Regions from separate parts of the Homo sapiens genome. Here region 1 is linked to region 2. The links are chromatin loops, found by intact Hi-C in ENCODE. Cell type or tissue: endothelial cell of umbilical vein. All regions are shown on one strand. Each heading gives the region's core, and the rest is flanking DNA. Links, peaks and the distances in the headings are about the cores only.

Region 1 (2,924 bases), core at 229-2,728, 360 kb before region 2:
GTAGTCTGTTTAGAGAGAATGCTATTTTTAGAGCACGGGTTTATTAAGGCAAAGCATAGATATGTTTAAAACCGGTGTGTTTTATGGTTGGTTCTTCATTCTTTTCCATGTATAATGGAGGAATATTACACAAATGCATTAGTTTGATTAAGGATTATGTTGACATATGGAGCCTACTTATATGGAATGATTCTCGTTTCAAATCATATTTCTTCATTTTCATGCTAGTTTCTTTTTTTCTTTCAAACTAATTGGACTTACTTCAAATTTATCTAAAATGAGAATCAAAGATTAGAGTCTTTCTTACCGGATAACAATTCCAGCGAATATGTGAAAGTGAAAGTTGTGGTTCCAGTGGTCGCAGCTAAATGGCTTTCACGATGTTCCCTCCTCCCTTTCCTTAACAGTATGCTCAAGCTGATGAGATGGACAGAATGAAGAAGGAATACACAGACTGTGTTGTTACCCTGTCTGCTTTTGCAACGGAAGCCCATAAGAAACTTTCTGAACCCTTAGAAGTCTCTTTTATGAATGTCAAGCTATTAATTCAAGACTTGGAGGTGAGGGGTTTCTGAATCAAAATGAAAAGCCTACTCTGTTGTGAGAGGAAAGATCAGCAAGTTTATTCAGATCATTGCAAAAGCTGTTTCTGTGTCTCCTGGGCATCATTTTGACATGTCTGTATGTCCCAATTTGCACCTGTCAGAAAAAAATGTATTGAACATAAAAAAGACATGACTTGATCATATAAAGTAACTTCAAATTGTTTCTCAGTTTGGAGATTTTTTTTTTCTACAACCAAGTTAAAAAGTATTAGGAAAAAACAGGAGACATCTATAGATAGCACCCGCACCTAAATACTTTCAATAATAAAGGATTTATTGCATGAACTGTGGTATTTGCATATTTTGAATAGCCTGCAGCTCTCACAAATGAAGTAGTGGAAGAATTTTTAATGACATGGTAAGATTTTGCAATATATTGTTACATGAGAAAAGCAAACAACAGTATCATTCTTTTGTCTTTGTAAAAATTTTAAAATGGGTGTAAACACAGGAAAAAAAAACTTAATGATGTATAGATAAGATGTTGGCTTTGGGTTTTACTGTGGGAGAAGACTATAAGTAATTTAAATTGTCATTATCCTAATATTTCTAATTTATAAGTTTTTATAATGGCAATGAGTTACTTTTTTTTTTTTTAACGAAAACCAGTCTAATTTTTAAAGTCAGAATTCCCCCACATTTTAAATATACATTTACATTTTATTTTATATTTCCATACTACATTAACATGGGATTTGTTTTGGAAAGTACAAAGATCATTTCAGCTAATCTTGATGTTTTGGTCACTTTTAAAGGAAAATTTTATTAACTATATAATATTACCAATATTTATTAGTAATGAAGGGAAGCAAAAACTGGAATCGTCGAAAGTTTAGTGTAAGTATTGGATTTTATACAGTGCATATTGATTTTTGTTCTGCCTTCTGTGGAATCCGGAAGTTAAGAGGAAATGTGTCATGTATGAATCTGGCTGTTTCAATGATTCATGCAGGATATTGAGCAGAGGGTGCCTGTGATGGATGCCCAATACAAGATAATTACAAAGACAGCACACCTCATTACCAAAGAAAGCCCCCAAGAAGAAGGAAAAGAAATGTTTGCGACCATGTCAAAGCTCAAAGAGCAGCTAACCAAGGTGCGAAAATAATTTAATGCACAATAGGCTGTGTGACACCAACAGTGCCTTCAGCTTGCTTGCTACCTCCTTCTCCCCATGGGCAAAGTGTTTACTTGTTAACGATGCTTTTGTTTCTAATTGGGATTCTCAATTTAGTAACTTTGTCATGAATTAAAAAAAATAAAACTATGATGCTGATACCAAGTATTACCTCTGTTAATTTAGAAGTATTATAGCTATATTTTAATAGAAAGTTAGATACTTTTGGGGAACGGTTACATGTGATAAAACCAAGAGAGGGAAAGAGAGATAAAGAGAAAAAGGAGATGAGGAGGAGGAAGAAGAGGGGATCATAAATTTAAATGAGAATTGGTTAAGATTTGTTTGATATATCTCCACTCCAAACTTATTTGTGCAATTTTCTGCAAGCATAGCCACAAAGCTGTGGAAATTCTGACCTCCTCATCTCATGGAGCTCACTTAGGCTTAGAATATATACATTTAGGCCAGGTGCAGTGGCTCACGCCTATAATCCAGCACTTTGGGAGGCCGAGGCGAGCAGATCACAAGGTCAGGAGTTCGAGACCAGCCTGACCAACATGATGAAACATCGTCTCTACTTAAAAATACAAAAATTAGCCAGGCATGGTGTCGTGCACCTATAATCCCAGCTACTCAGGAGCCTGAGGCAGGAGAATCACTTGAACCCGGGAGGCAGAGGTTGCAGTGAGCCCAGATCGCGCCATTTCACTCCAGCCTAGGTGACAGGGCGAGACTCTTTGTCTCAAAAAAAAAAAAAAAAAAAAAAAAAAAAAGATTATATACATTTATACCTTTTCTGTACAGGGAACTAGATGGATGTAAGCACTAGTCATAAGCATTTTCTAGTCTATTCAGTGATTTTCCTTAAGAGCTTTGGAAGTTCCATTGGGATTTGTTATCTATCCAAATATGAATTTTAGGAAGATGGTATTGTTTGCAAAATCCACCTAGATTGGGTAATTAATTTCTAGTAAAAGAGAGAAGTGATTATAATAAATGAATGGAAATATTTTAAAATGAAGAATGGGAAAACAAAGTAGAAACAAAGTAGAAGACCCTGTTAAATAGGAAAGAAAGGTAGAAAGGAAGAGAATAACCTCTGTGACATCAGTGGTAGGGAATTAATGAAAAAGAATGCATTCAAAAAGCTAAAATAGGAAAAATCATGACCATAAAAAAGAGAAAATTTTATCTATCAA
Region 2 (2,924 bases), core at 268-2,767:
ACCTTAATGTGATCAAAAGTAAATTATCAGTAAGTCCCTTATTTGTTCAGCCCTCAAAAGGCATGGGCTATGGCTTGGTTAAACATATCTGCAAGGTTACTAGGGAAATCAAATCAAAGACTGCACTTCCTTAGGGGTTAGATTTTGCAACCTACATTGATAGGGTCTTCTCTTTGGATGACCTAGCCTCTCATAATTGCTGCATGATGGCATTATAGAATCATTACGGCAAGCTAGGCAATGGCGAAAAGAAACACAGACCACTAGCTATTCCATGGACTTTACTGCTGATGTTGTTCTTTCTTCTCTAGAACTGAAGCTGCCATTTTAGAAATGGCTGTAAATGGAGCTAGTTGATTTGTGGTCTCCAGGGCAGAAGTGGACTCTACTGAACCCTGGTGCACACCCAGAATTAACCATTTTCCTCCAAATACTTTCAATACTCTTCTTAATATATTTGCCATTCCCCAGATTCCTGAATCCACTTCCCCACCATACCTGAGCCCCCCAGATAAATCACATCTTTTACATTTTAACTTGCCTCAGAGTGGGGGAAAGCAGAGGCAAGAGTTTTTTTTTAAATCATGTTCCTACACCCAATACCAACATCAGCCAGAAAATATCTGCTGTCCATTAGTGGCACTTCAAGTAAAAATACAAAGAGATTTCCAAAGTTGCTGGAGACCCCTGGGCGAACATTTCAATCATCTGATGTTCTCTGCCCACTTCAAATGTAGTAGTATCTTAACATGAATAGAAACACATTGGATGAATAATGTAAAACCTTCCACTGTATAATTGTTTGGCTTTAGCTGGTATTACATCGTCTAGTCCTAGAAATTTTTTTTTGTTTTATTTTAATTTTTTTAAAAGAAAATCTAAGTATAAACATTAAAAAGAACCCACTGACCCATTAGCTACTGTCCAAAAATATTACTACTGATATTTTGGTAAAAGCAAAATTAGCTGCCCTGAATAATTTTCCTTTTCAGGCATAATCTTTGCTACATAAGATTGTCTGTCATTCAGTATCCAACAATAGGCATCTGGATTAGTGCTATTTTGTCTACTGTGGATACAAAAGTTGATATGAAATGTGATCTTCATTTAAATGAATAATCACCAGGCTTTAGGCATAAATGACTGTATACATGACAAGGTAGCTTGAAAAGTATACAAAAAAAAAAAAAAAAACTAAATATTTTTCCTTGGTTTTTGCATGTTAACCCAGTCAAATTAAATCCAGAACAGAATTACTACATTCAATTGTCTGATAAACAAGCAATGTAATTTCAAAAAAATATATATTATACTATATAAGGTGCTTCTTAAACAAACTAAGGTGCTTCTTAAACAAACAGCAACAAAAGAATTATGTTCTTAAACATATCCTTAACACAGATACATAAAATTGTCCCCAAATTTAAGTGCACATAAAAACTTTTTTTTTTTTTTTGCCCTCCCAGATTCTCAGTCCTTTGGTGATCACTTAACTGGACAATCAGAAATGAATGAAATCCACTTTTCCAAACAAGACATACCAAGAGAAGCCCGAGCAGCTCACCTGGGTCATTGGCTAACACAGACATCACCTCTCAATAGGGTTTCAATTACAGACAATAAGGTCACCCAGAGGAAATCAAACATTCTTTTTTGTTAAGAAAAAGGAAGTAACCCATAATTGTGCTAGAGAAGCAAAGGCCCAGGGAAGGCTGCCCTGTGGCTGGAATGAGCCTTTCTTTTTTAGCCTATAGGTCAAAGGAAATTGAAGGAAATGAGCTGGCAGGAGTGGAGGCGGTAGGGAACGGGGCGGGGGAGGAAGGGGGAGGATTTTCTTCCCCAAACCAAACCCTGATTTTGGATTATCTCTAAACCACCAAGGGCATACGTAATCTGACCAGGCCCCAGTCAGCCTGAGTAGTGACAGCAACGGTCCCCACCCTTCTCCCGTGCCCCAGGGTGCTGGGCCAATTGTAGGAACACAGCTGTCTACAGCAGCTGTGACAGCTGCTTCTTCCAACCAGGGCCACGCTGGGAAATGAAGAAGAGCTGGACTACCCCAGGGATCCCAGGGCACCCCCAAAGGGCAATGCGGGGTCTGCAAGGAATGTTCCTAGGTAGCTGCAGCCTGTGGCAGGGCCACCCTGAGCAAGTCTGGCTGTGCCTCAGAACTGTATCCAGTTTCTGCCCTACTTTCCCTCTTGTTCTCTAGTAGCCACAACAATCCTGCACAAGTACTGTTCAGCTCCATGCCCCAGGGCTAAATGCAACACCAGGGCCCCTGCTCCTTTCAACTACCATTTACCCTCATCATGCATCACCACAGTGAACAGTTCACCCCTGTGTAAGGCACACACACGCCGGGAAGATCCAAGTACAGTGCCCACTGGAACAGGTCCTGAAGCTGACCTTACTGCAAGTTCAGGGAGGGAGGGCTTTCTTTTGTAACACAAAAATAAAAACAAAAATCAGGAACTTATCCCTCATATAGGGAGACTTAACTAAGATCAACTTGCTGCTCTCCATAGGTCCATGGGAGGCATGAATTAACTGGAACCCATGACCGGAAAGCCAGAGGCAGAGCTTTCAGCACATCTGAATCTGCAGTGTATCAAGTTAAAATAGTCTTGCCAACTAGGGGATCTGCCTTCCCTGTGTGCCCCTTGTATTCCTATAGGGGGAATGAATTGACAATCACCAGATACTCTGCTACAGTCATATAAAAGCTTTAAGGTGTACCACTTTCATAAAAGGATGCATTGCCATAGGAATACAAGAGGGTGCTATAATAAACCCTTGACCTAGCTTTCTCCAAGTCACCAATTAAAGGAGCCACTTTAAATTCTTTGCTGTGGCTTATTCTTAGAGCCATTTAAAAAGTGCTTATCAGAGGCAAAATGTCTACTCTCCAGGCCTGGGTCTCT

The links. Peaks named below come from ENCODE experiments on the same cell type or tissue, not always from the same donor. Only the 100,000 strongest peaks of a DNase experiment are listed, where the experiment ranks them.
Region 1: a loop joins it to region 2, with 5 times the contacts of the local background. A loop is called at or near these places in 1 of 110 quality-filtered maps.

Annotation. Positions count from the first base shown.
Region 1 is chr6:152,460,374-152,463,297 of GRCh38, reverse strand. It overlaps SYNE1 (spectrin repeat containing nuclear envelope protein 1), which reads left to right. Exons shown (of 146, transcript NM_182961.4): 20 at 408-560; 21 at 1,558-1,701. Among named protein-coding and RNA genes, the nearest start is that of SYNE1-AS2, 60 kb to the right of the region's middle. In endothelial cell of umbilical vein, for the core only: no CTCF peak of the experiment used is centred there; a DNase peak (open chromatin) is centred at 1,567; H3K27ac peaks cover 935 bases.
Region 2 is chr6:152,099,305-152,102,228 of GRCh38, reverse strand. ESR1 (estrogen receptor 1) reads right to left here. Exons shown (of 8, transcript NM_000125.4): 8 at 1-2,924. Among named protein-coding and RNA genes, the nearest start is that of SYNE1-AS1, 280 kb to the left of the region's middle. In endothelial cell of umbilical vein, for the core only: no CTCF peak of the experiment used is centred there; a DNase peak (open chromatin) is centred at 1,708; H3K27ac peaks cover 1,055 bases.